Linked DNA regions of Homo sapiens: region 1 is linked to region 2. Evidence: chromatin loops called from intact Hi-C (ENCODE). Cell type or tissue: right lobe of liver. All regions are shown on one strand. Each heading gives the region's core, and the rest is flanking DNA. Links, peaks and the distances in the headings are about the cores only.

Evidence for each region. A loop is a pair of places that touch in the nucleus more often than their neighbours do. Peaks named below come from ENCODE experiments on the same cell type or tissue, not always from the same donor. Only the 100,000 strongest peaks of a DNase experiment are listed, where the experiment ranks them.
Region 1: a loop joins it to region 2, with 6 times the contacts of the local background. A loop is called at or near these places in 2 of 110 quality-filtered maps.

What each region holds. Positions count from the first base shown.
Region 1 is chr2:98,471,529-98,487,300 of GRCh38, reverse strand. All of the region lies in intron 1 of INPP4A (inositol polyphosphate-4-phosphatase type I A), which reads right to left. Among named protein-coding and RNA genes, the nearest start is that of INPP4A, 35 kb to the right of the region's middle. RefSeq lists an enhancer at 3,953-4,072. In right lobe of liver, for the core only: no CTCF peak of the experiment used is centred there; a DNase peak (open chromatin) is centred at 7,220.
Region 2 is chr2:97,716,756-97,731,287 of GRCh38, reverse strand. ZAP70 (zeta chain of T cell receptor associated protein kinase 70) reads right to left here. Exons shown (of 14, transcript NM_001079.4): 3 at 6,850-7,272; 4 at 6,036-6,196. The coding sequence starts at 7,251. Among named protein-coding and RNA genes, the nearest start is that of ZAP70, 10 kb to the right of the region's middle. RefSeq lists enhancers at 6,425-7,015, 12,304-12,453. In right lobe of liver, for the core only: no CTCF peak of the experiment used is centred there; no DNase peak of the experiment used is centred there; H3K27ac peaks cover 264 bases; H3K27me3 peaks cover 193 bases.

The DNA.
Region 1 (15,772 bases), core at 3,222-11,221, 760 kb before region 2:
TATGACAAATACACATAACATGGTATCCTGGATAGAATCCCAGAACAGAAAAAGACAATTAGGTTAAAAACTAGGGAAATGTGAATAAAACATGGAATTTGGTGAATAATGTATCAATTTTGGTTACAATTAACACACTACAATGTACCATGGTGATTAACATGTTAACAACAGCCTGGCAGGAGGTATCATATGGGAGAACTTCAGGCACTCTTTGCAACTTTTCTGTATATCTAAAACTATTCTAAAATTTAAAAGTTTATTTAACAAGCAACCTTAGCTCTGAATCAACTAGTCTTTGCTTTTTTTCCCCTTTTTTCTTTTAAGAGCAAGGATGGTAAGCCACATTTTATATCTCCACAGTACTTAGCTATCCCTGGCCTCTGTAGGCGCCAATCACTGCACATTTGTGGGCTGGCATTTGCTTCTAGACTCAGCCTTGCCCGCCCCTGTCACTGGCAGAGGCCACTGTGCAGCATTCCAGGTCAGGGCCCACAGATTCCTCCCACATCAGCTCCCTCCAGGCTGAGGCCATGAGAGGAGTACCATCAGACACCCAAGAGGCGGTTAGTGTTTGCAGAACCCTCTCTGCCTTGCCTTTTATGTAATCTGGCCTTCTAAGAATTAATTTTACTCCTGGACTCCTGATGTAACCTGTATGCAAAAATCCAGCCCCACACCCTAAAAGCTCTTTGATCTGGACCAGGTGTTCCTCACCCCAGACCTCAGGCCCTGTGGGCAACTGAGGAACTTCTGCCAGAACAGGAACCCCTGGGTTTCCACGCCTTTTTAGGCCATTTCAGATGCATCGCTGCTTTGGGGACAGGGAGGGTCAGGAAGGTGTGGAAAAGTGAAGCCTCATCTTTCAGAAGATAACCAAGAGCAAGGAAAGGAGAAAGACAGAGGAAGCAAAGCAAACAGAGAGGACAGGGAAGCACAGGCCTAGACAAGGAAGAGGATTTTCCAAACTTCCTAGACTTTTGGGACCCCAGAGAGTTCACAGCAGCTCTGCTGCTTCACACAGCATCACCAGCATATATCTGATTCTTACATTACAATATTTGTGCCTTCCATAGAAATGGGCCCAATTAATGAGTGAGACTCCAGGAAAGAGCATCAATTAGTCAACACAATTACAGTACCCCATGAAGTATCCAGAAAAAAAGCTAGAAATCCAACTTTCCATTATAGAGAGGAGAAACCTCCTCCCAGAGACCCAAGGAAGCAGTAGCCTGTGCCCTACTGTGTGGGACTCTGGCAAATCTCCCACTGAAGGTCCTGACTCAAAACTTTCAAGCAGGCCTGACTCTAGTTTAACCTTTTCATCTGGAGGCCCCCTCCCCTTATTTGAACAAGCAGTAAAGAAGAGTGTCTGGAAATCACAGCAACTCTTTCAATAAAACTTAATGTTTATGAAGAAAAATACTCAATTTAAGTGGTTAGCAACCAGCAATATTTTAGTACTTTAGACACGATATTTCAAATAGATGTCTATTTTCTCAGTCACAGATTCACCTCAAGAAAGTTTTGTATTATAAAAACAAAACTCTGTAACCATTCCAAGGGTGATGAATCAAAAAAGTTCCCACACATCTCATTTAAAAATCAAAATACTTTCAAATATTTAAATACCTACACCCTGAAATCAACAAAATAAAGGAACTCTCAGCTGGGTTCTCACCACCAGAAGAGTTGCATTAGTGTTCCCGAAGCGAGAGTGAGCCCTGAGTCTCGGAGGGACAACCAGACACCTGCGCCCAGCCCTAGGGGCTTTCAAGAAATCTGACTGTGGCCAACCTAGGGCAGTAAGCTGGATATGTTAAAAAGAAAGATGATTGCCATAGTTCTCTTACTGCAGGCTTGGAAAATATAGAGAGGGAAACCCCACCCCCCACAGATACCTTAACTAAAATCAGTTCTGACTTGGATATTCTACACAGATAAGATCAGCAAGTACACAAGATTTGGCATCCTGCCTTTTCACCTGAATCTTAGACTGTGAACATATTTCACGCTGCAACCAGACCGCATGATTATAACAGGTTTTTATTTCAGTCTAAAATGTTTCTTACAAAGAAGTAACATTTCTTCAGCTCTTCAGCAGCCACGGGCCTGCAAGCAGCAAGGACCCTGCATGATCAGGATGGTCTCCACTACCACAAAAGCTGAGGTCACACTCATTTAGATCCCAACCGCCCCGCCAAGCAGATGTGCGGAGCTGGAGTTTACTCAGCTACCAGGACACACACACACTCTGTTCGCTTCAAGAGGCCAGCCAAGTGAGAGAAAAGCCACTGATTGGAAGACTGAAGCCACTACTCTCGGTGGGATCTCAGACAAGGATGCTCACTGCAGCATTACCTGTACTATAAAGGATTTTATACCATAAATTGAAAGATTAAATAGCAGCCTACAAGCCTGTCAGGGAAATGGTAAATAATGGCTCCGTCATATGTGAATACCATATAGACATTTGAAATGGAAATCAGTTTTATGACAACTTGACAAGCGAAAAAGTCAGATTCTAAGTAAGATCTACCAATATAAAGACATAGAAGCACTCACGCGGAGTGGGAGAGAGGAAAAGAACACGTATAAAAATGTTAAGCACTGGGAGATGGACACATCATGCTTTTCTGGTTTTCTTCCTCTAGACTATGTTTTACTAAACCCTTTATAGTAAGTATGCAAAATTTTAATAACTGGGGAACTGTACCATCCTTAGGTTGTTTAGTGCCTCTCTGGGGCTGAATTCATCTCAGCTGGAAGGGCTCTCCTTCCACAGGCTGCCTCGAATCCCTCACACCCTCTCAGGGCCCTGTGCATGGCTTCCCACCCCAGTCACGTGACTGCATTCTGGACTTTGAGCTCATCAGGAAAGTAACTGGGGCTTGGTCTTCCCTGACTGCAGGATCATGGGAAACAAAGATACAGTGAGCCTGACAGGGAGGAGAGGGAACCAGAACAGGCCACACAGGAGGAACGGAGATGGGAGTTCATAAGGCTTGTGGGCAACTAGGGGGAGTGGGCAGCCTCGGGAATGACCATGGGAGAGGAAGCTGAAGGCTAGCGGCTCAGTAACAACAGACTCATCCCTGCAGACAGAGTCATCAGAAGGTGATGGGACCTCAGAGACCTCTGGGGCCAGGGGTAACATGGAGTGATGCAGGGGAGGGACAGGAGTGGAGGGGATGGTAGTCACCGGTCAAAGCGAAAGAGATTCCAAGCCCACCTCTGGAGAGAGACAGGACATGCAGAGAAAGGACCTCACTCCATTTAGAGGCCTCTGGCTCTTCTGGGAGAACCAGCCATCTTTCAGTTATGTGAAGAGATGGGGTGTGGGCAGGGGCATCTGCAAGGAGGGATGGGGGTGCAGGAGCTTCTTTATGCAAAGGTGGAGGCTCAGGCAAGAGGGTGGAGAGGAAGACCGGACTTCACTAGACTGACTACAGATGCAGTCCATCTGTTGGGTGCAGCCAATGTGCAACCTTGGCTAGCCACACAGAAGAGGGTCTCCCTCTCAACCATCCATGGGAGCAGAGTAGCCAACAGGAAGGTGGGGTAGGGACAGGAAGAGAAAGGACTGAGAGCTGGTCCACGCTGCTATGTTTAGGCAGGGCTCAGAAGTAATACTAATGATGAGGTGTTTTGAGGCATGGACCACAGGGACATTCAGTGTAGGATGAACCTGCCTGAAGGAAGCCAACTCTGCAACAAAGATGGACACAGACTAGCCTGCCCTTCCCACTGGCAGTGGCGACAGATCCCACATGCAGCAAGACATTAGAAAGACAAGACCGGGGGGGAACATGATCCATCAGGACTTGGCCCCACAGCAGCCCCACCTTGCACTTGACCATCTCTGCCCCGCCTGGGGCAGCCCTGCAGCCACAAGCCCAGTTTCAAGAAATACCTGTTTCTGACCACAAGCATCACAAGAGTGAAACTAAGCAATGCTTGCTTCCTGTCTCCTAGCACGAAAACTAGTAGGACTGACTGGGTCACAAAACACAAAGAATTCGATGAATGGAAAAAATGAAAAGCAAATTTGGGGTAATGGTAACCTAGAGAGAAGGTGGGAAGGCATATGTAGTTTCAAGTGTATTGGTCATGAAAATGTCTAAAGCTGAGTTGCGATTCACTGTATTGTTATTCCTATCATTTTTCACATAAAGGACTGCCTAATAAACATTTTATTATTATAGAGTACATGCCAAAATCATTATTAGCACAGGTTGAGTATCCCTTATCTGAAATACTTGACACCAGAAGTGGTTAGGGTTTGGAATTTTTTTAAGATTTTGAAATATTTGCATTATATACGTACAGATTCAGCACACCTAATCCAAAAATCTGAAATCCAAAATGCTCCAATAAGCATTTCCTCTGAAGGTCATGTCAGTGCTAAAAAAGTGTCAGGTTTGGAAGTACTTCAAATTTTGGATTTTCAGATCAGGGATGTTCAACCTCTATTATGCTTTCACTTATTTTCAAAAAAGCAATGTAAGTATAATTTTTTCAAGTGTAAGCTTAGATCAAAAGCTTTGCATTTCTCTTAAATGCAAGAGGACACATATATCTTTTTGCATCACATCCCAGGGTTGCTCAGAGGCTCATCCCTGGATGTCAACCACACTTGCCTACTGTCAGCACTGACTGGCTGGTCGCTGGCCTCCCTGTGACAGGCCCACTGGGGAGACACCTCCATTCTGGCAGGTGTGACAAGTGGAGGGGCCATTGCACAGAGGCCCACAGCTGCCCCTCTCTGCTTTCCAGGACAGCCAGTTGCACCTGCCTCTAGGTGCCCACCTTTCTGTTGGCTGCTTTCGTTTTTAATCCCACTCTTCTTCAGACTGCCCTCCTTGCAGGGCCCCATATTCTGAACCAGGTGCAACCAATCCTAACATCCCTTGAGGCCCTGCTCTGACTGGTGCCAATAAGCTAAACCACAGCTGGCCAAGATAGGAAAAGTGATTTAACCTGCTGTCCCTCTAGGATGGGATTTTACCCAGATCTCCAGAGTCTCAGCCCAATAATGTGGGAACCACAGGTGTAAAGGCAAAGAGGAAAAAAGCAGGATACAGAAAACATTTTACAGCAAGGTGGCCCAACAGGGTCCCTCACATCACCTGCTGTGCCACTTTAACGTGGCTTCTGCTTAAATTTCAAGTTTAAAAAATTATATTTATTTTAAAGACAGGATCTTACTCTGTCAACTAAACTGGTCTCAAACTCCTTGCCTCAAGTGATCCTCCCACTGCAGCTTCCCAAAAAACTGGGATTACAGGTGTGAGCCTAAACTTGGAGCTTTTAAAGTACACAGTGTTGAGTTGTTAAGCCAGGACAAGACATCAAACAATCCAACTCCAACATGGCAAACTCGTAATGAAGGGAGAAGGAGAGGCAAAGGTGCTGCTGAGAAAACCTTTCACTAGAGAACGGAAAGCCCAGCCAGAGGTGGTGCGTGGACAGGGAGCACCCTGAAGACCAGCAAGCTAGCTGACACTCAAGGCCAGCTGAGCATCACATTTACAGGCTGTCACAGCCTCCCTGTCTTCCTGGGATTCTGCAAAACACAATTCCACAGGGAGGACAAGCACTTAGAATTCTCCCCTGGTACAAAGCCTGCTTGCTCACATTGGATCACTTGGAAACATAATAAATCCTTCCTTCCCCATTAATCTGTTACTGAGGCTCAATGTGATATAATCATTTTATATAGAGAATTCTGTCACTGAATCTTTATATCTAAAACCACTTCAGATAGCTAAAACATATGCCAGCCTTAAGCCAAATGCAGCTCCCTAAAGAAACCAGCACCCCAAAGAGACCACAGGATTATCCAAGAGCCACAGGCAACCAGAATAAAACTGGAGGAGCGAGGGTTCTGGCTGCCAAGAGTGGTCGATTTATGCGTGCCAAGGGACCAAGCCCCCACTGGTATAGGAAATGTATGCCATTTCTTTCCCCCCAGGGAATTTTCAGAGGAAGACATCCTTGCTCCACACAGGATCACACCAGGTCCACATTCCTCCAAGTCTCCTGTTCACTTCCTGGCCTCTCTGTGGGGTGAGGGATTACAATGGGCAGCAGGTGGTGACACCCTCCACCTTGAGAGGGACGTGTCAGATGCAGGAAAAGTTCACAGTGCTCTGATTAAATTATGTTTTGTTAGGACACCCCCTCCCCAGTGTTGGCATTGAAAGGTAACTAGCAGAAGAACTTGAAGCACACCTGTGTAACTCAAGGTCAGTCCCCAGGTGCTGCTTTGCTCTCTTTGGGCCTCAGTTTCCTAAACTGCACACTGGTAATGCACAGCCTGCAGCCTGAGAAGCATGTGAGAATGGAGCACGTGCAGCACCACAACTCCTTCCTGGGGCTGGAAGGGTCCAGAGTGTGCGGCACCCTGCCCCCCACTCACCCTCCACAGGCCAGCACAGGGGGAGTTTGGCTGCGGAGACGGACACACGCGCCCTGGGGCTGCAGCTGGCAAGAAGACAGGCTAGTGGAAGATTCAGTGCTCTCCGGTCTGAGGCTGCCAGCAATGCAAGGGACTGGAGACGGGCACATTCTGCCTGGCAAGGGATGGGGGCCAGGAGTGAGGGACCATGTGTGCAAATGCACGGGAGCTAGCTGGCCACCTCAGTCATTTACTCCTTCAGTGCACAGAGGGTCACCAAGGCCTGGGGCCAAGTGAGAGGACAGACACCCATAGGAGAAAGAGCCCAGACTCAGCCCTTAATGCCCAGAATGTCAGTGCAGGGGAACCACAGTCAGTGATGATGTTCCTAACACAGGTAAAATGACGACAGTCCTTTCTACAGCAAAAAGCTGCTCTGTGTCGTAAGAGCATATGATAGGGCACCAGATAAAAATCTGGTAAGTCACTCCACCTCTCTCTGAGCATCCCTTCCCTCCTCTGCAAAATGGAAATGAATAATAATTACCTCATCAGGTAGCTGGGGATTAATAAACTGATCCTAGACAGACATCTGGCCCAATGCCCAGCATATGGTAAATGCTCAGTGAGCCAACCTCTCAGGGCTGAGTTCCCCACCCACCCAAGACAGTCAGAACCAGGAGCCCCTGGCAAGGCTCCACCCAATGCCCTACAGAAACAGAAAAAAAGCTTTAGTTTCAGCAGAGGCTGAGAAGGCAGGCCTCTGGGGCTGGCAGGGAGGGTGTCAGCCAGAGGCTCCGTGTCTAGCGGGCAGCAGAGGAGGTGCTGGCAAGGACAGCAAGCTGGCTGGAAGCCCTGACTGCAGGAAACAGACCTCAAGCAGCACTCCCTGGGGGCAGGACCCTGCCATTCTGTGCTGTTTGGGGGCAGTTTCTAAAGCCTTAAGAAAATAGCTTCCTGTCTCAGGCTTTCTAGGAAGTCACAAACTAGGTGTCTGGGAGGCAGTTTTAGGTAAGTGCACAGCCCAAGGGAGAGCTGACCCCTGTACCAGACAGAGACCCTGACAGAAGGGACAGCCCAGGGCCAGGCACAAAGGGCTCCAGCTCAATCGAAGTTGGTCAAACAGGGACAAAGGAGACAGTTTTCTTCAAGGACAGGAAGAAATCTGTTGCTATCCTGTGTACCCCGAATTCCATTTGCAACCATTAGTTGTTTCAGAAAAGCTGGTGCGTGTCAGATGTTTTATCTATGAGACAATGATTTCCCAGCACCTGACCACACTTTCTGTGTCACAGAAACTGTGGGCTGCAGGTTATACGTGGGTTCTGTGCCTCCTGGCATACCTGGAAAGATCCTGATGCAGCCCACACTGTCAGTTCATAAATAGTAGGGTCAAAACTCTGTTTCCCATGGCTGGAGCAAGCTGCTTCAAACCAGCCATCCCCATGCAGAGATGCCACTGACTATGTATTTATTGCTAACTGTCTTCTAATTATGATAGAGCAGTCAGCGCCTGGCTTCTAAGACACCTTGCTCAACTCATCAAAGTAGGGTAGCCTCGGGATATCTCACGAAGCACACACAGGAGAAGTTCCCACCCAAGGCACAGCAGATACCCCCCATCAGCACCACTGCAGCCAAATGGGGACAGGAGCACCTCCCCACACTTCTAAAATTAGAAGTGCCACCAATTAGCACCAAAATAAGTAGCCTAGTTTGGGGAAGGTGATAAAAATCAGCGAATAATATCTTGAGTGGGGAGTGGAACAGGAACAAGCACTCTAGGGCAACTGGAAGTGTGGTCTGTGAACTGGCAGTAGCAGTACCACCCAGGAGCCGGGAGGAAGTGCCCGACCTATGAAGGCTGACTCCCTGTGGGTAGGGCCCAGTATCTGCATTGAACAAGTCTTCTAGGTGACTGCTAGGCATTCAAGTTGGAGTAGCTATCTCTAGCCTGCCATCTTCGAAAGATGCCTGAAGACTTACACAATTATTTCCAGTTAAGTCCTAACAATCTACAAAAAAACCGGACCTCTTTCTTTTCAAAAAACAGAAAAATAGCACCACCACAGAAAGTCATGGGTGCGGGCTGCATTCATGCTCAGCTAGAACTGAATGCAGAGTAAGTCAGGACAGAATAGGACAGACACATACCTGCAACCTTCTCGGAAATCCATCACACCCTTCTACCCTCACCCCCTCAACCTTCCTACTCCCATTCACCCTATTCTCCCCAGCTGGGGCAGGGACCCTCTTCACAGCCACATTGGTAACCATCAAAAAGGTCAAAAGAGATCACCATGATTTGTTGCAAAGAAAGTCGGGGGAGGGAGTGCCCAGAGTTAACTCCACTAACTAGGGATCAGGGGTGTGCTCTGCCACCCCTACCCCCACAGCCCTGCCTCGCCTTGACTCTAACAGCAGCGCAGGTCTGGTGGAGAGGCACTCAGCTGGACTGCAAGGCTGGCTCAGCTTCTCACACCCTGGACCTCAGATCGGCAGAGAAGCCATCCAGGAACAGAGCCTTGTAAAAGCTCCCTGGACTTGGAGCAGTCCTGGTCCCAAGCGACAGGAATCCTCCTCTCTGGTGGCCACCTCCCTCATCAGTCATGACGAGGCCTCCACCAAGAGCAGGGCCTGCCTGAGGCTGTGCTCCTGGGTGGGAGGGAGGACACTGTGACTTAAACACAGTGTGGCTGAGAAAGAAAAAGGAAACACCCGCAAATTAAAGTGCGCTCTATTTTAGCTTTAAACACACATCCCTCCCACCTACGGCAGTGTCCAAAATAGCACATCCTATTTTAGGGAGATCAGAGGCAGTTCCTCAATAGGCTACAAAATAGACCTGGAGTTTGGAGACCAGCACCGCACAATAACAGTAGGTTGTAGGCCGCAGGGACTGCACTCGCACTGAATCCACCTCCCACTCCAGTCCCATTTTAAAGGCCAGAAGACCTAGGCCTCAAGAGCTAGCACGGCTGCTGGTGGTCCTCCTGACTCAAATTCTGCCCTCTCCATTTCCAATCCATGCCATGTGGCTCTCTTCCCACAGCAGGGCCCAGGCTGTCCACATTAGAGGGGCCCTTAGCCTCTCCTCCCTCATCCAACCGCTGTCTCCTGGGCAAGACCCACACAGGGCAGGGAGAGGTAAAAGGCAGGGTGAGGTAGAGGGAGAAAGCCTCTGTTCATCAGACTCCTGGACTCTGGGTTGAACAAGGATAGTCACTAACGGAGGGACTGAGACAGCCATGGTCTTGTTCACTCACAAAGAGAGAGCAGTTTCTACAAGACCAACGTTGACAGTTCCTGGAGATACAGGGCAGGAGAGAGGCAATCAACAGCCAAAATGGCCCAAGACTCGCCGACATTGAGGCTCTGGTTCATCCTCTGTTGTTAGGCTGTGGTCTGGTAACATGGTGTCCAAGTATCTCAGAGAAAGGCTGTAAAGCTGCCCCTAGAATCTGGAAACGGGTCAGGAACAGTCACTTGCTCAGTACTAGGACTCCCATGGCTATGGTTTCCCTACCAGGCAGGAAGACCAAGCTGTACCACCACACCATTCAGGACAAAGAGCCAAGAAGCGTGCCTGAAGCAGGCAGCTCAGGGAGACGGGACGGCGGGGGAGCTGCACACAGCATGCTGTGCATGGCCCCAGAGCCAGACCATCCGGGCTCCAACCCCAACTGCCGCTCACCCGCCACGCTACACGTCCCCAGGGAGAACTCATTTCACCTTCTGCTCCTCAGTCTCCTGCTCCTGAAATGGGTGTTACAGAATCATCTACTTCATGGGGTTACTGCAAGAATCAGATGACTTAATCCCTCTAAATGTGCCCAGTGCACAAAAATGCTACTTAAGTATTTGCCACTATTACTACTACCACTCCTGCTAAGCCCATCTGACAATCAGATACCCCAGAGGCTCTTCTAGCCATCCAGAAACAGGGGGATGGAGGCACTCAGGCCATGCCGCTGGATCAAGGACAGCAAGGAAGGGGCTGTGAGTACCCAGAGAACAGGGAACACTTATAACGGCAAACAAGGCCTTGAAGAAGGTTAATTACTGTTAAAAGTACAAACTTAACCCGCTATCGTCACAGGCCAGGAAGAGAACGGGCTGGAGGGCCCCATGAGAATTTCTGGAAGACAGGAAGGGAGGCAAGGCTATCTTGGCCATTCTCAGGTGATGGTGAATGAGGCAAACCACTGTGGAAACCATGAGCGCAGAGGGAGGTGGGCCCTGCTGGACACGCTTCAGAATGCCCATCACTCCCCTCTGAGCCAGGAGAGGTCTCCAGGAGCGCCACCCCTCCCCCAAGCAGGGCTCCTCCCCACACACACCCCAGGGCTGGGTCCCAGCACCCCAGCTGAGAGCCTCCCTGACTGTGGCTGGAGACCAGATACCTAAAGGGGGCTTGGTGAAGGAGAGCTCTTCCCCAGAGCGAGGGGCCCACCCTGGAGGAGAAAGTCCCTGCTCTGAGCTCCTGGGTGTGAACCCTCCCGAGGGACAGCAAACAGGGCCATTACTGCTCAAATGTGGAGCTTAGCATGTCTTAGTTTGACTGGGCATCCAGCCAGGCATTACTTTAATATACAACCCTAAAGCTTAGTCAAACTATCACTGGCTTGTGTGTCCTGGCAACACCTGGCCCTAAAACTGGGAATCACCTAGCACCAAATAAGAGAAATTAAAATTCCAGGAACAATCGAAACTCAAATTTTAAAAGTTTCTACAATGTGAATCTTCATTATCCTATGTACCCATTCTAATTAAATTCTTCAAAAAGTTTTGGGATGGTAAAAATTTCATGTGGCAAGTCTGACTCATTAAGGAGAAAAACATAGGCAAAATCACATTGCAAAGACTTGTTACCACAAAGCTATTTGGAGTTGATTTCAGTAAAATTCTGCATCAAATCTGGATTACCTGTGGGTGGATTAAACATTTGTAGATTAGCCTTGATAAAAAAATGAGAAGATAGTGCATTTGTGGAAAAAAATTTAAAATAAAAACCATTATAACAGCATTCCACACTGTTATTTAAAATTAGTGGCAGGCAAGGTGGACACACAGGCTCCCCCCGCCCCAGAGGCCCATCCCTGCCCACTATGGGTAGTACTGCTCCCCTCCTCCCAAAGCCCCCACCCCAGGTGAGAAAAGCAGGTAGAAGGGAGAGGGTGGCTGAACCCCAGCCCTGCCCACACAGCCCAGCATGCCCCAGCAAACAGCAGGAGACTACAACCATTGTTGGTCATGCAATGTAATACTGACGCCTAAAGCAAAAAAACAAAGTATCTGTAAATGTTCAATGTCCTGCTAAATTTTACAAGTAATTTCAGCCAGATTAAATGTATTTTGCACTATATTCTGACTACTTCTGTGTTACCCATAGTTTTGCTTTCCTCCAAGGCTTATGCTCCCTCTCCTACCTCATCTGTCATCCTGGTTGGTCAAGAGACAAATTTAAATAGCTGAGAAAGAAAGATGACCTCAGAACTTGAAACACCGCCCATGGGGTTTTAGAGGTCTCTCTTAATTTGTAAATCTAATGGGCTAATAACTCCCTGGCTTAAATCCCCTCTGTGGCTCTCGGCACACACAGAATGCAGCATGAAGTTGCACCCAGGATGGATCTCCTGGCCCTCCTCTGTCTCCCAAGCTTCCTAAGTACCACACTCACAAGCTGCTCCCGACAGCATCTCACAAGTGCCCTCTCTATGCCTTTGCTCAGCTGTCCGCTCCACTTAAGAGTGCCCCTCCTGTTCTTGTCTGCTTGACAATTTGTACTCATGCTACATGACCAATTTAAACAGCAATTTCCCTGTAAAGTTTCACCCACTTCCAGACAGAAATAAATACCCTCTGCTTATTGTGACATGGCCCTTTCTGTTGCCACAAAGAAAAAAAACTTCTGATACAGTGTACACCCTTGTCTCCTGTAGCTCCTTAGGAGAAGGGCCTAAGTCATCTTTAACTCTTCATCTTTAACAAAGCTGAGCCACTGCAGGAGCCCCAAATAAGCTTTTATTAAGTGATTAATTAAAAATAACTTTTGTATCCCCCAGGGCCCCAGATGGGTTTGGTGCATAAGAAAACTTATTTGAAGATGTTTTTATCCATGAAATAGAATTTTTTTAAAAAACACCAACCTGTAACTATGAAATTCCTGCACCTCACTTAGGCTGATGCTGATGGCAATCTGCAAAGAGAGGCTGCCAAATGTCAGGGTGATGGCACCCAGGTGAGATGGGTCTGCTGCCTCCCAGGGCATCAAGGTACAACAAAGGCCCAGGGCTAGGGCCAGAAGCCTGGTTTGGGTCTTGTCTGTCACTCACCAAGCAGGAGGGCCCGGGCAGGCCATTCACCTGCTCTGGCTCTCCCCATAATGCCTGTGGGGTGAGCGGCCATGTGGTGCCAGCGTGGGCTCATCCCACCCAGGGCTCTTCGTAGCACAGGTGGAACTGGATCTTTAAGATATTCCACATTATAGAGAAGACAACACAATAGAGCAAAAAGCAAGCTCCCAACCCCAACTACTTCAGAGATGTCCTTTTGTGTAAGAATCCTGCTTCAAAAAACAAAATCCACTCTTGGGCCTCACCAAGCACTGGGAAGGCTGCGGGTGGCCCTCGCCCACTGCACCATGGACACCAAAACCCACACACACAGGCCGCTCTTGAGGCTGTCAAAGTGATATTAGATACCACAAATGCAGAAAGGGAAAGAATGGGAGGCTGAAATCAAAACCAAAAGTGACTTCACAACCTGCATATACAGCTTTCCAAACAAGCTGCTCAAACGAATGCACACTCCAGAAGAAAGAGGGTATGAAAACGTCCATGTCTGTATATGGCAGACTGCCCCCGAAGGGCTCACAAAAATGCTGGGCAAACTGCTTGCCTCTGGGGAGAGGAACTGGAAGGCAAAGTGGGAGAGGTGATTCTTCTCGATATATCACTTTGTAATTTTTGAATGAGACCAAAGGTAATACCTTCATAGCATGTAATTATGTGAGATATGTAATGCCCTCAAACAGAAGTTATGAAAATGTCCCACAGTAAATAAACTTATCTTCCCCAATCACATGTATTACCTTTCCAACATGTTTTCATGCAATCACCTGGTGAAGTGGAAAATCAAGATACTAAAGGCCTGGATCCACTTTTTAATGCTGTGTGACCCTGGGTGCCATCCGCCCACCCACCAAGACTCCAGAGGTAGCAACCGGCTTATGGTCACCATCTGGCCCGGGTGAGGTCACTCACTGAGTGGCACCTCCTGAGAGGCCCTGACCACATTGTAACCCATCATGGCCAGTGCCCAGAGTAAGGAGGGGAAGCAGGTGGCCCACCACACGGTGTCAGCCCCTCTACACTGCACCTACACTGCCCTCCACACTCTCAACTGCACCCACACTGCCCTCAACACTCTCCACTGTCCCCACACTGTCCTCCTCACTCTCCACTGTCCTCACACTGCCCTCAACACTCTCCACTGTCCTCACACTGCCCTTCTCACTCTCCACTGTCCTCACACTGCCCTCCTCACTCTCCACTCCACCCACACTGCCCTCCTCACTCTCCACTCCACCCGCACTACCCGCCACACTCTCCACTCCACCCACACTACCCGCCACACTCTACACTGCACCCACACTGCCCTCCACACTCTCCACTGCACCCACACTACCCTCCACTCTCTCCACTCCACCCACACTGCCCTCCTCACTCTCCACTGCACCCACACTGCCCTCCACACTCTTCACTGCACCCACACTGCCCTCCTCACTCTACACTGCACCCGCACTGCCCTCCTCACTCTCCACTGCACCCACACTGCCCTCCTCACTCTTCACTGCACCCACACTGCCCTCCACACTCTTCACTGCACCCACACTGCCCTCCTCACTCTACACTGCACCCGCACTGCCCTCCTCACTCTACACTGCACCTACAATACACTCCTTTCTCCTGCCTAGGGCACTCCCACACTGTGGCAAGCAGAAGTGCAGCTCAGGGCAGCAGGAAAGAGCACCTCATGGAGAGGGAGGCCTGGAGGCTGGACTCCACAGCCAGCCATGCCCCAGCTAAGCTGCAAGACTCTGGGCAAGTCACTGCCCTTTCTGGGCCCCAATGCCCTCTTCTGTAAGAGGAGAATATCAGGTTCTCAAACCTCACTCCTCCTTTCTGCAGATGCTTCCTACTGAGGATGCACAGATTTGAAGACCCACCACAGACCCTCAGTGAGCCCTGGGCTGGGGCTAGGGGAGGGGACACAGACATATGTGCTGTGGCCTCTCCCTCAGGAAGTCATCTTCCAGAGGACAGAGGACACATGAAGAACAGCTGCATGACAGAGAGAGCACTTCAGCAGAAGGGGACAGACATCTGCACCACCAGCCTGGTTCCTTGGACACTTGCCACAGAGCTCATCTGTCCACATCAGATTGGCTTCTCCACTGGACTGTGCTCTCCCCAGCAGAGTTTCACCCTATCTCCATCCAGGGCAGCCAAGAGAATCTGCTGGGGGACTCGAGTCTGTGCACGCTGCCGTGGGTGTGCTCACAGCACAGACTCTTCTGCTCTGGGCACTCTCTGAGGGAACTCCCAGGAGCAGGGCTGGGTCAAGCCCAGCTGTGTACCTTGTGCCCTTCCCCCAACCCCGGACCCCAACAGGGACTCAAGCTCATCACTTTCAAGGCCCAGCCCTCCTTGGCCCCTGTAGGTCTCCACCCATGTGGACCATACTTCTGCTCCACGGCAGGCAGAAACAGGCCCAGCCACAGGAGAGAACGAGAAAATGGAGTCACATGGGAGATCAAAAAGAGGCCTTGTTGGAGCAGACCAATGCCCAGCTGAAACTCTTGATTCCTACACCCTCCTTGTGGGGCACAAAAAGAGGGACAAGGACAGGTGGCCCTCCAGCACACTCCCAGCATCAACATCACAGTCAATGGCAACTCCCAGAGCTTTTCAAAGTCATCCAAGATTGTTACTTCTTCAATCAGTCCTCACCCCAGACCACACACCCCTGGCAGTTTGCTTGGCCTGTGGCAGAATTTCAGAGCTACAGTCCCGAACTCCACGGTGCTGTCTGTGACTTCAGCCCCAACAGGGGTTCTCGGGCACTCCTGGCGGCTAGGGGGCTGCGGCAAACTTACTAACAGGGCCAGCAACGTCTTGGGAGGCTTCGACATTTATAGATTATTAAATGAAGAATTTTAAAAGCTTACAGACAGCCAGTCTAAGCACTTCAAATCTACACAGTCTACTTGGCAAACACACACTGAGCGTTGACCTTGGTTCCTGAGCGCTCAACCTGAGGCTGCAGCCTGTGAGAAGCAGCAGCATGGCAGACTTCTGTTCAAAAGCA
Region 2 (14,532 bases), core at 3,883-11,882:
GAGGAGGGAGGGCTATTGGCCCTGGGGGTCTCAGAGCTGTGGAAGTCAGAGGCAGGTGGCAGGCTGGCCTGGAGGTGATGGTCTCCAGGGACTGTGAGAAGTGAAAACACCTCCTAAGGGTCACAACCTGAAGTTTTAAACTGACAACAGAGACTCCATGCCAAGCCACTCACCAGCAAACAGCAAACCTCCCATCTCCCCTCCTCTGTCTCTTTTTTTTTTTTTTTTTTTTTGAGACCGAGTCTCGCTCCACAGCCCGGGCTGGAGTGCAGTGGCGTGATCTCGGCTCACTGCAAGCTCTGCCTCCTGGGTCCATGCCATTCTCCTGCCTCAGCCTCCCAAGTAGCTGGGACTGCAGGTGCACACCACCACGCCCAGCTAATTTTTTGTATTTTTAGTAGAGATGGGGTTTCACTGTGTTAGATAGGATGGTCTCAATCTTCTGACCTCGTGATCCACCTGCCTCGGCCTCCCAAAGTGCTGGGATTACAGGCGTGAGCCACCAAGTCTGTCTGTCTCTTTCATTCTTTCTTCTAGAACTAATAATTTCCTCCTTATTTGTTTATTTAAACTTCCATGTGGAATACTGGGGGAAAACAGCCACAATATTAGGGAGCTCTTCCCATCAATAGGTGGGGCCTCCTCCTCTGTCTTCTGAATCAGGGCTTGACCATGTGCCTTGCTAACAGGACATTAGCAAACATGACACAAGCAGAGGCTTGAAAAATGGTTGAACATTGAGGTTGGCCTGCCCTCTCTTGCTTTTCCTGGCAGCTCTCCAAATACCATGGGAATGAGTCCAAGCTAGCCTGCTAGAGAAGGCCCATGGAGGAGAACCAAGGCACCCTACATGAGTGGCCAATAGCCATTCATGTGAGTGAGGCCATCCCAGAGACCATCCAGCTCCAGCCAATCTTCCAGCTGGCTGTGGCCACATGAGTAAGCTCAAAAACCCAGCAGAAGAGGCACCCAGCTGAACTCAGCCCAAATTACCAAGCAACCAGCCAAATTGCCAAGCAAAACAAGAGTGAATAAATGATCGGTGTTTGTTTGTTTGTTTGGGACAGAGTTTTGCTCTTGTTGCCCAGGCTGGAGTACAATGGTGCAACCTTGGCTCACTGCAACCTCCACCTCCTGGGTTCAAGTGATTCTCTTGCCTCAGCCTCCCAAGTAGCTGGGATTACAGGCACCCACCATCATGCCCAGCTAATTTTTGTATTTTTAGTAGAGACAGGGTTTCACCATGTTGGCCAGGCTGGTCTCAAACTCCCGACATTAGACGATCCGCCTGCCTCAGCTTCCCAAAGTGCTGGGATTACAGGTGTGAGCCATCACACTTGGCTGTAAATGACCATTGTTTTAAGCCACTACATTTCAGGGTATGAATACAGCACATTGTTACACAGCAAAAGCTAACCAATACACTCTTTGGAAAGAGATGTGTGAGTTCATAAAGAGCAGCTGCAAATTCCCAGATAATAACCACAAAAGCTAAGACATTGGTGTTATCACCACATATATTTCAGTACCATAAGTTCTACTTGATTTACAAAAAAAAAAAAAAATGCTAGGTAGTGGCAGTTCTTTGTTCTTGCAGTTGGAACTTGCACTTAAGCCAGAAGTACAGGCTAAAAAATCAACTTGTATCTCTGCTCTTAAAATAATACATAGAACCTATAAGAGCTACATCTGTCTCTGGTTCACGATTGTAAACAAAACAAAACAAAAGGGCTACAATTTATTTATTAAGATATTGGTTCTAAATTCCTCACATATTTGTCCTATAATCACAGCACTCCCCACAAAGTAGGCACTATTGTTATCTCCATTTTGCAGATGAGGAAACTGAGGCACAAGATTATGTATCTTGCCTAAATTGCAGAGTTGGTAAGAGATAGGAGGGGGAGCCAGGATTCAAATGCATTTCTGACTCTACAGTTAATTGCTACCTAGGACTAACACCCAGCTCTGTCACAGATTATCTGTGAAACCCTGAATAAACTGCTTATCCTCGCTGTGCCTCGGTTTCCTTATGTATAAAATGAGGTAACTGGTCTAAATCATAACTTCTTGACCTGAAAAGGGTTCTAAGGACGAGGTTCAGGACCAACCATGATCTCATATAACTGTCTGCAAAGTCTTTGAGGTGAATATGCTTTGGGGGATTGTGAAAGGAGCAGTCAGTAGGATTCCAAAGAGGTCTGCAGTCCAGGAGAGGATAAGAAACACTTGACAGGCCAGGCGCGGTGGCTCACGCCTGTGATCCCAGCAATTTGGGAGGCCAAGGCGGGTGGATCACCTGAGGTCAGGAGTTCGAGACCAGCCTGGCCAACATGGCAAAACCCTGTCTCTACTGAAAATACAAAAATTAGCCAAGCGTGGTGGTGCACGCCTATAGTCCCAGCTACTCAGGGAGGCTGAGGCAGAAGAATCACTAAACCCGGGAGGCAGAGGTTGCAGTGAGCGAAGATTGCACCACTGTGCTCCAGCCTGGGTGACAGAGCAAGACTCTGTCTCAAAAAAAGAAACACTTGACAATGTACTCTCTTAAAGGCCCTTTCCAGGACAAGTTTCTTTTAAAGTCGAATCAGCCGGTTCCATAAAATTGCTGCCAATAACACAGAAACAAGCCAGCATTGGCAGTGCACAGCCCTGGGTACAATTAAATCTGTTCTTCGGCAACCATGAACTGTGATCAATGGTAGGCGTGGTCCTGGTCTTCACTCTAGGCCTGAGTAGCACGTGTCTTTCTCTCACACCCCAAGCCCTGAGAAAGCAGTTATAGACTACAGGAACCACAAGAAGAAGCTCTCACAGTTTCTGTCCAAAGCGTACCTTGCCTAATTTTCCAGGAGCCTGGCTCTTTGTAGCTGCTTCGTCTCTTGACGTTTACCCAGAATGAGTCATTGTCCTCATACCACTGTGCCAGCTGTGGACCTCACTGCCAGCCACACGCTCTATGCTGTGCCCAGATGCTGGGCATCTCTCCTTCCTAGCCACACCCTCCCACCGCCAACGCTTGTCCTATTTGCCTGGGAGACTGCACGCCAGTTTGATATGCAATGCACAGACAGCTGCTTAAAGCTGTTGGCCCTGGCTCTCCTGAGACTCCTCTAATCTCAGCAGACTGGTTGACTCTAAGCCTGTCATGAGCTCTGCTGTGTTACACAAAAACTGTTTGAACTTTTCCTTTGGGCAGTGAAACCTCTGCCACACAACATTGTGTGTGGAAGCCTAAGATAGCAAACAGATCAAAGCTGAGCGGCTGTCGTCATTCAAGCTGGAACAGGGGCCCAAATCCCACCTGCTCAACCCTTCTCTCACTCTCCCACCCCCTAGAATCCTCTGCCACTCTCAGGAGGCTTTAGGGAATCTGGGGGAAATTTTTAAGCCATTGGAGTGGCAGAATCATGACCTGTATGTGTGTGTGTGAGTGCAAGATGAGGAAGAGAGATGGGGGTGGGGAGGGAAAGAGAGAAGAAGAAAGGAAAACTGAGACAGAAGAGAGGCAGAGATGGTGGGGATGAAAAGCTACATTGGGGATGTAGGGGGAAAACAGAGAAGAAACTCAGATTATAAAATCAAAGAAGACAGATGAATTTACATTTTATGAAAGAGAAAGCAGAGACGGAAGGAAAGAATCAGCTACATCAATAGGAAGGGTTTAGAGCCTTCTTCGCGTGTCCAGCCTGGGGAGAGCCCCTGGACTCTCAGGCACCTGGGGTAGCATGTAATGGACGAGGGGGATATGAGCATGTGAGAACGTGGGAGCAAACATTACTAACATCTTGGCGAGGGTCACACCTGGGGTGGGGTGATGCAACATCTGGAGGAAGGTGGGTAATACCTGGACCAGCCATCACCATGTACTGCAAGATGGAGCCCTCCAGATGCAGCAGGGCAGGCCCTGCCCTCAGGCTGACAGTCCAAAAGGAAAGAGAGACAGCCCCCAACACCCATGTTCACAATGCCCATACCTTCACGACAACTTGCTTCATCCAATCCTACGACCAACCGTTTGCAAAAATGGCTCCCTGCATTCCTCTCCCTTAAGGAATCCCTTCCCTACAGTGACTTTGGTTTTGGTCGTATGACTTGCTTTGTCCATTAGGACATCAGTGACATTACACAAACAAAGGCTTGAACTTGCCCTGTCCTCTCTGACTGATCTTGGGAACCCTGCACCACCACCACACAAACAAGCTTCAGCTAGCTTGCTGGATGATGGCTGCACTGGGCCAGCTCATCCCCATCACCCAGGTGACACTGAGCCAATGGCCAGTCATGTGAGTGTGGCCATCCCAGCCTATTCAGGCCCAGCCTAGATGACCCAAACCAGAACTGCTTAGTTAGCTCACAGAATCATGAAGAGCAATAAACTGTCATTTTGAGCCAATAAATCTTAGGGCTGCTTGTTATGTAGCAAAAGCTAACTGATACAAATGCAAAGGTTTCCTCTTAGAGAAAACAGCCCTGTCCTGTTCAGAAGTTGTGCCGGCAACTGAGTATTACGTGCAACATGTATCTAAGAGCTCCCTCAGAAGCCTTGGAAACTCCACTCCAATTTACAGCCTAAATCTGAATCTGTATGGTAGGGTGAAAAGAGTTATTTTATCAGCCCACAACAGAATCTTGGAGAGGGAGCTGCATCTTGCAAGAGGCCTGCAGGCAATCTACAGAAACTTCACATGGGTGAGGAAAATCAAGGGATGTGGTCATTTCCTCCAAGTGGGTTGACCTCAGGAGAGGAAACAGCCCTGGGGGAGGCAGATGACCCAAGGGATCTGCTGGGCAGGGGCTCAGGCCAAGAAGCACTCACGAGAAGGAAGGCCCAAGAATTGTCCCCACAGATTTCTTGGGGGAAAACACTGGGCTTCCTGAGGTCATGGGAAAGAGGCAGCACCAATTTATCTGTGTCTTGAGGCCTGAGTGACCTCAGCTGCACCTGGATACCATCTGTTACAGAAAAGATCCCGTGTCCAAACCAGAGAGCAACAGCCCCAGCAGGGCTGTCAAACACTCAGCAGAGTTTTAAAAAGAGATTTTCAGAGATTTTTTTCACATTAACAAACTCACAAATAGCTACATGGCCTCAGCTGTGGCTCAGACACGCACGTTCACCCACATATAAAAGCTAACATTTACCGCATTTTTCCTATGTCAGTTACCATACTCTCGATTCACACGTATTAATTCATGTAATCCTCATAGAGGATCCTGAGGGGAGGTACTGCTGTCAACCACAGGACAGTTAGAGGGGGCTGCTTCAACACTCTCCCGGGGATCCCACCTCACTTGGGGGAAAAGCTAAAGTCCCCGCCCTGCCCTCACCTCCTCCCATTCTCCCCCTCACTTACTCAGCTCCAGGCACATGGCCTCCACAATGTTTCTGGAACACGCCAAATAGACTCCTGCCTCCTGATCTTTGCACTTGCCATTGCATTTTCCAGGAACACCCTTCCCCCTGAAAGCTGCACAGCTCACTCCTCAGCTTCTTTCCCTTCCTCAGAAGTCACCTTCTCAGGAAGGCCTCTTCTGACCACCTAATCTAAAATTGCAACCGCCTCCCCACCTGCACACACGGCGCTTACCACCATCTGACAGGGTCTCTATTTTATTGATTCCTTTTCTTGTCTACCTGCCCCATGAGGACAGGCACTGTGTCTTTTTGGCTCACTGCCGTGTGCTCAGTGCCTGGTACACAGTAGGTATTCAGTAAATATTTGTTGATTGAAGGAGGGGAAACTGAGGCAGGCAACCACAGTCCGCTACTTGCCCAAGGGCCACAGCCAGCAGGTGGCGGAAGCGGGATTCCAAGCCAGGCCAAGGGACCGAGTCTGGAGGCTTTCCTAGTCACTACCTCTACTTCCCCATGTGCAAGTCCCTTTGCACATCAGAAACACACAACCCACTTGCACATGTGAGCACAGGGACACCCTTACGGCCCAACTGCACACTCACGTCTGCCCCAGTCCCCAGGATCCCTGCCAACGAGCCCCAATCCTCACCGCACCCAAATCCCGGGCCCCACATACAGGAACTTGCCGTCGGTCTGCGCCCCAGAGTAAAGTTTGCGCTCGGCCTCCTCACGCGTCAGGCTGCTGTGGTACCAGGGCATCCGCTCGTGGGCCGTCGTAGCAATGAGCTTCTCCACCTGCGGGGCCTGGCTGATGATGGCCTGCTCCAGGGCCTCGCCCTAGAAAAGGAGAGGCGAGGAGGTCTGTAGGTGTGGCCAAGTGCTCGCCACAGGAACCCCCTTCCGGGAGCCCTGTCCCAGAGGACTCCCCACCCCACCCAGGCGTCCCTAGCGCGTGTTAGGCAGGTTTTCGAGGACTACCTCCGCGCCATCTCCGTGGTCCCCTCCCCAATCCAGCTAGGGAGGAACCACCCCCACCTTCCAGCGCGGCCCCAAGCGCATCTCCAGCTTGAAGACCTAATTCAGGTAGTTGTGCATGGTGGTGTCACTCAGGCTGTGGACGACTACTGCCCATCTTCCCCAACAGCCACCCTACCCTAAGGGCTCACCCTAGCCCCGCGCACCCTCCTCTCAGCCCCGCCCCCATTCCAAGCCTCGCCTTCGCCCGGCCCAGTGCGTCCCTCTACCTTCCCATCTGGCATAGTAGAGCACCATAGCATCGCTCAGCCTGCGGAAGGCGACCGCCACCACGGAGCCCCTGCCTCTGAGGCCTCCTTTCAGGTTCTTCCCCAACCAGTGCCCCACCTCTCCAGCTTCCAAAGGGGACTGAATGGGGAAGACGACCTTTTCCTCCCTCCTATCCCCCCAAAACCCTCGACTGCCCCTCTTCGGCCACGCCCCTCCAGACCCCGCGCCCCAGGCTGCGCTCTCACCTCCAGCTTCCACGTCTGGCGCACGTAGTCACGCACCATGGCGTCTCGCAGGCAGTCGAAGACCCCCGGCTGCGGCTCGAGGCCCGACGGCCGGTTGCACGGCTTGCGCAGGTTGCAGGGCAGCCCGTCGGGGTCGCGCGAGTAGAACTCGCAGAGCTCTGCCGGTCCACAGTGCGCTTTGCCGCCGGCAATGGCGTAGGTGCCGTTGAGCTGGCGCTCGATGGGAAAGTGGTGGAAGCGCACATCGTGCACGAGCGACAGCACATAGCCGCCCAGCGAGCGCAGGCACTGGCGCAGCAGGAAGAGCCCGTCCGCCATGCCCGCCAGCTTCAGGTGCTCCTCGGCCTCGGCACGCGAGATGCTGCCGTAGAAGAAGGGCAGGTGCGCCGCGGGGTCTGGCATCGCCCCTGGGCCTCCCGAAACCTGCGGGTTCACAGAGGGTCGGAGGCACGTCAGGGCCTTCCTGAACCTGGTGCGTTGGGCCCAAAGACGGCGCGAGAGACGCCAAGTGGAGGGCATCAGTGCCGCAGACTGAGCTCGCCAAGGGGGCAGAGCCTGCTCTGTGCCAGAGTCAACCTGGAGAGAAGCCGCAGCCTGCTGGGCACAGATCGAGAAGTCCCAAACCCCCATCTGACTTTCCAGAGACATTATGTGGACGCCCAAGCACGCCAACTGGTCCCCAAGCACCCACACCTGTACCCATCTCTTCATGTCCCAACCACGTGCTGAATTATTGTGTTTCAGGCCCGGTGCTGGGGATATGCACGCTTGAGGCAGGCGCGGTCCCACCCCGTCCTCCCGAAGGCAACACTCTAAGGAGGGAGAGCCGTGAGATAAACTGAGAAAGAAACAAAAATAATAATTACAGATTGAGGTCAGCATTACAAAGGAAATAAGTGGAGTGACATTAAGAGAGAGAAGAGGTGGCTCTAGCTAGGATGGTCACCTTCTCCAAGGAGCTAGCATTTGAAGGGAGAGCTGAAGGAGGAGGAGCCAACTTTTCAAAAAGCGCGCGGGACAGCGCATCAGGCAGAGAGGACTGCATGCGCAGAGGCCCTGAGGCCGCACCCAGCTTTGCTCACCCAAGGGCCCTACCCCTCAGCCTCCCTTGTCCCTTCCGCTGACCCTTTCCCCTCGGCCTTAGCAGGCACCCCTCGCCCTGCCCTCTGCCTTCCTTGGCAAGTTTCTACAGAGCATACGCTAATTGGAATATCCATCCCTAGGGGACTGGTTAAATGCATTAGGGTTTAATCTCAAAGTGAACTCTGATACAGCTATTAAACAAAACGTGTGATTGAGGGGAGGAGGAATTAAGGCTATTTAGACAGATGGATATCTGGTAAGGCAGATAACTTAAAATTGCCTGCCCTCAACTTTCTGGGGTGATGGTGACGTCCTGTATATTCACAGGGCTTGGGTTATGCAAGTGTCTGATTTTCCGAAAACTAAGAGAATGTACACTTAAGATGTGTTCATTCCATTGTATTTGCCCTCCCTCAATTAAAAAAGAAACATAAAATATTGAACCCTAGGTAACGATCTGCTTGCAGAAATGTTTAGGAGTGATGGGAACTGAGGACTGTAATCTAATTTGAGAGCATCCCAAAAATAACACTGACCGATGGACGAACAGAGCGAGAGGGATGGATAAAAGGATAGACAGCCAGATAGACACAGTTGATTTCTGTCATTCTCTGCAGTTCTATAAAGTCAACGAAAACACTGAATTAGCAATATAGAACTATCCCTCCTAGGGGAAATACAGAGTTAGGTTCCTAGGAAACTGTTTACATTTTCATCAACTGATCAAGACATAACCTTGTTTTTTTGTGAGTTTCTGTTTAAAGGCACCTTATTTAATAGACATGGTTGATTCACTAACATTGAACTCTTAGCCAACAGCACTATAACTATAAGCTTATCTGACATGTTTTCTCCATAAGGCACATACAGCATTCTTGCCCTTAGGAATGCTAGATAGCATTTCAGCACTATGGTTGGGGGCCATGTCAACCACTGAAATCACCAACAAAAAGCACAAACATTCAAAATATGTGAGGCCGAGTGCAACGGCTCATGCCTGTCATCCAGCACTTTGGGAGGCCAAGGCGGGTGGATCACTTGAGACCAGCAGTTCGAGACCAGCCTGGCTAACATGGTGAAACCCCGTCTCCACCATAAATACAAAAAATTAGCCAGAGGTGGTGGCGGGCACCTGTAATCCCAGCTACTTGGGAGGCTGAGGCAGGAGAACCTCGTGAACCCAAGAGGCGGAGATTCCATTGAGCCGAGATCAGGCCACTGCACTCCAGCCTGGGCAACAAGCGCGAAACTCTGTCTTTAAAAAGATAAAATAGGCCGAGCGTGGTGGCTCACGCCTGTAATCCCAGCACTTTGGGAGGCCAAGGCAGGTGGATCACAAGGTCAGGCATTCGAGACCATCTTGGCCAACACAGTGAAACCCCGTCTCTACTAAAAATACAAAAAATTAGCCGGGCATGGTGGCAGGTGCCTGTAATTCCAGCTACTCGGGAGGCTGAAGCAGAATTGCTTGAACCTGGGAGGCGGAGGTTGCAGTGAGCTGAGATCGCGCCACTGCCACTGCACTCCAGCTGGGGCGACAGTGCGAGACAGCAATCTCAAAAAAAAAAAAGATAAAATAAAAAAACAAAATATGTGGCACCACCAAATAGAACATGAAAAAGATTGGCCGGCTGCGGTGGCTCACGCCTCTAATCCAGCATTATGGGAGGCCGAGGCGGGTGGATCACAAGGTCAGGAGACCAAGACCATCCTGGCTAACACAGTGAAACCCTGTCTCTACTAAAAATACAAAAAAAAAAAAAAAAAAAAAAAAATCAGCCAGCCATGGTGGCGGGCGCCTGTAGTCCCAGCTACTCGGGAGGCCAAGGCAGAAGAATGACATGAACCCAGGAGGCAGAGCTTGCAGTGAGCTGAGGTCACGCCATTGCACTCCAGCCTGGGCGACAGAGTGAGACTCTGTCTCAAAAAAAAAGAACATGAAAAAGACACTTATCTGCAGCATGAGAGTGTTTGCCTTGTGCAGCCTCGGTGGGAAAATGTGTATCGAGTGATTCATATTTTTGCCACTCTGTATGTCTGAGAATGACCACAAAAGTGCCATGTTGGTTTTAGGGTTTCAGATAAATTTAACAAGTAGGCAAACTCACAAATAAGAACTCCGCAGTGTTGATCAACTGTATGTGATAAAGCAATTATAGCAAATCATAAACTGGAGAATCTAGCAGGTGAGTTATTGGTGTACAGTTAATTCTTTCTATTTTCTGCATATTTGTAAGTTTTCATAGAATGTTGGGAAAAAATACCTCTCCATAGCGGTTCTGAGTTGTTTCTCTACTAACATAGGCCCAGCAAGGCTACTCAGGCATAAGTTTGCATTGGAGAATTGACTTTGAGTGCCCTTCTTAGTTATGCAAATGCAACCAAGGGGTAAAATGAATGCTTTTGTGAAAGCTCCCTCTGCCCTGGGTGTCCAGAGATGGGCTCTGGAGCTGAAAGGAAGGTACTGGAATGGGAATCAGGTGAAGTCTGGGTCAGAGTAGCTAGAGGAGGGGCCAGGATCTGCACTGTAACCCGATTGATTGTGACAGTGAGGTTGGGAGGGCCAAGCTTGAGGGGGGTCCTGGATGTCCCAACAGTTACAGACAGGTGGGTGTTCCAGAGATTCATAAGGGACTGCATTTGTGGCTCCACCTGGAGAAAAAGGTCACCATTCCACAAGAGTGTTTTTAAAAAGTCATGAAGCGGCTGGGCGAAGTGGCTCACGCTTGTAATCCCAGCACTTTGGGAGATCAAGGCGGGTGGATCACATGGGGCCAGCAGTCTGAGACCAGCCTGGCCAACATGGTGAAACCCCGTCTCCATTAAGATACAAAAATTAATGGCTGGGCCCGGTGGCCCACACTTTGGGAGGCCGAGGCAGGCGGATCACCTAAAGTCAGGAGTTTGAGACTAGCCTGGCGAACATGGTGAAACCCCGTCTCTATTAAAAATACAAAAAAATTAGTCGGGCGTGGTGGTGGGCGCCTGTAGTCCCAGCTCCTCAGGAGGCTGAGGCAGGAGAATCGCTTGAACCCAGGAGGTGGAAGTTGCAGTGAGCCGAGATCGCACCACTTCACTCCAGCCTGGGCAACAGAGCAAAACTCCATCTCAAAACAAAACAAAACAAAACAAAACAAAAAAACCCATGAAGGCTCCTAGGTATTCACTCTAAAGAAATGGAAATTTACATTCACACAAAAACCTACACAGGAACATTTATAGCCGTACTAGCCACAGTTGCCAAAAATTAGGAATAACTTACATGTTTCCCAACAGATGAATAAGATACACTGTGGGACATGCCTACAGTGGAATTCTACTCCGCGGTAAGTGGAACAGCATACGGAGACACGCAGTTCCGCAAACGCATCGCAAAGGCCTCAGGCTGGATGAAAGAAACCAGGTTCCAAGGGCTACGAATTGTGTGATTCCACACACAACTATAGGGACGGAAAACGCACCAGAGGTTGCTGGGTGCTGGGGGCCGGAGAAGGAGTGACGACAGAGGGCAGGACGGAATTTGGGGGAATAGTCTGTATCTTGATTGATGTGGTGGTAGTCTCTGGGCTGTATGCATTTGTCAAATCTCAGAATTTTTCACTAAAATGATATAAAAATTTTATTGCATGTAAATTATACCCCAAATTTTTAATTAAGGGGGAAAGGAACTGGAAGATACAGACACAATGGACACTAAAAATGCTAATGAAAATAGGAAAAGTGATTAAGGGCTGTCTACACTCCTGTCCCTATGTCCTTGACTCCCAGCCTCTCAGCCAGACCTGGTCTGCGCCCCCCCCCCAGGCTGTTCTCCAGCACTGATAGCACCCCTGGCAGTCTGTAGGCACCAGACAAGCACTCTGTGACCTCCTCAATCCTGGGCCCCCTGAATGGCCGACACCTATGACTCCTCCCTCCTGCTTGAGCCCCACAGACCTCTCTGGTCCTTCACAAACTCCCTGGCTTGCCTCTGCCCTCTGACCATCCTGCTCACTCTCCTTCCCCCACCCCCGTCCCCTTACTTGGGTCATCCTGTCAGTAGCTGTACATGCTGCCACACCCACCTCTCCCAGAGCCCAGATCTCTCGCCCGACTGAGGTCGGTTGGTGCTGGCATCATCTCCTTTGATCTCCACCAACTGTTTCCATTAATACAACCAACCTAAGATCCAGATGGCATGCTCATGCTGCCTGTGGCTGGCTGAACCTCACAGTCTATTTCCACAGAGCTGAGCCCCAGAGTCTGCAAGTTGCTCCTTGGCAATTCTTCCCCAAGGCCTCCCTTGCTCAAGACCCTAATGGCTACTGCATTGGATCTCCCCAGCCCTCTGCCCCAGCTGAGCTGTGCTACTTGCCTTCCTTCAAATGGATGTTCATACTTTCATCCACACAGCACCCTCCACCTAGTGCACCCTTCCCTCTCCCCTCCATCTTCTCCAACCCAGCCAGCCCATCCTTGAAGACTCATGGAGCCACTCCCATAAAGCATGAGGATGCAGGATGAGGCAGAAAACTGAGGGCTTGTCCAAGGACCATGGGTGCAGAGTAGCAAAGCTGGTCTCTGGGGCAGGAAGCTGTGGCAGGAAACTGTCGCCAACACAGTTTGAGAAGCTCCTCCCCACGTGGCCGCAGGTGCAGCCTGGGTAGCTAGAAGTGGGTTAGGGCAGAAGAGGAGATGAGGGAGGCTCAGTGCCCAGCCCAGGGCTGCCATCCATGACCCGAGGCTAAGGAGTCCCAGAGGCAGGCTCTCTTCCTGTGCATCTCGGCTGCGTCCCAGCTTCCCTGTCCCACTGCCCACAAGGACAACGGTAATCACAAGCACCACCCCACACACACAGGTCGGGTGGTGGGCGCCTCCTCTTCCACCCCTGGGGCCTTTCTGGACTGTCCTCACTAGTAAAACATGGGGCCCAAGTTCCCAGGGACCCCATGGCCAGAGATGCTGGGGAGGCCAGAGAAGGTGGGCAGAGGTGGCAGAGATGAAAAGTCCGGGGGCAAGAGGTGGGAGCATTTGCCACGCAGCGGCTAGCCGGAGTGTCTGCTGTCAGTGAGCTGCACCGATCTAGAGCTCCCCGGGGTGACCCCAGACCCCAGGCAGGGGATCAAATGTTTCTGTTCTCAGCTGTGTCCCTGCAGACTCGTGGCCCTCCCAGAAGACACACCCACCATGAGACCCACCCCAGCCCTCGACCTGCCTGGGCCATCCCGACGGACAGGACTTGGGTTAGGAGCCGCGTCCCTCAGTCCCCAGTGAGCCTGTTCATTCCCCAAGCCTGGCCTATGGTTCTCCCTAGGCTGACCCCAGTCAGCTTCCTCTTGAGCTCACAGTTCAGAGATCCTAGTTTGGCCTTCCCAGAACTTACAGCCCCTGGATCACAGCACAGAGATCACAGCAGAGCAGCCACGGGGCACCTGCCCCACACTCACAGCCCAGGCCCTGGGAGGATGATGGGAGGAAGCCTTGGAGCCTGGTCAGAAGGACCTGCCTGGAATCCCACCATTCACCCAGCCTCCCTGGGTAAAGGCAGTGCTAGATTACAGCTGTTCCAGAGAGATCAGATTCCCCAAACATGCTTCAAAGGAAAAAAGAGTCAAGGGGTCAAATACAGTTTCAAATGCTGTGAAAAGCACATTAAAGGCTCCGAGAAGACCACATGGAAGGACCTCTTTCAGCGTCACTTAATTCCCACACCTATTCAGCAAAGCCTTGAAGGTCTACTGTTTCACAGAACATTCCCTGGGCATCAGAAGCCCCCATTACATGCCCATCGTCAGAGCAGAGGTATCACACCAAAGCCACTGGACCTGGTGGGAGCGGGCAGGAGCAGCACAAGCTCCACATGTCCCCCCAGCCAGAGGCTCCACGTGTCCCCCCAGCCAGAGGCTCAGAGGCTCCTCGTGTCCCCCCAGCCAGAGGCTCCACATGTCACCCCAGCCAGAGGCTCAGAGGCTCCGCATGTCCCCCCAGCCAGAGGCTCCGCATGTCTCCCCAGCCAGAGGCTCCGCATGTCCCCCCAGCCAGAGGCTTGACATGTCCCCATCCAAGGCTCTGCAGGAGCAGGGCCCCAGCCCCTCACCGCCCCACCTCCTCCTACTGCCCCCCCACCACCCTGTTCCCACTCCAGCTCCTGGCTCTCTCTCTCTGAACCCCTAGTCCTCACCTGAGACCCTAAGTCCCTCTGAAGCCATGTTCCCTGCTCCTTAATCCCCCAGCTGTGCTCGGGCCGCCTGTGCCCACCAACAGAGGCAGCATAGGCACTGGTCGTCAGCACACGCCAGCTTGGTGACGCCATGAGCCACACAGCCGCAGTTAGCCATGGCTGCAGGCTCCTCCTTCATATGTCTTTCCTGACTGCAGGGATTGGATTCAAATCATGGAATCGTGGACCCACCACATGGTCACAGTGCAGCCTCAGCAGCGAGTGAAGCTCGCCAGACCTCCTCCGGAAAGCAGGGCCAGTGAAGGTGTCCAGCACTGGGGCTGCAGGGACTCCCTGGGGTGAGACTTGCTGGCCCCCGTCATGCCATCACATCCTCTTCTCTGCTTGAAGCCCTCTAGGCTCCCACCTCACTCGGGGTGAAAATGCAAGTCCTCAGGGTG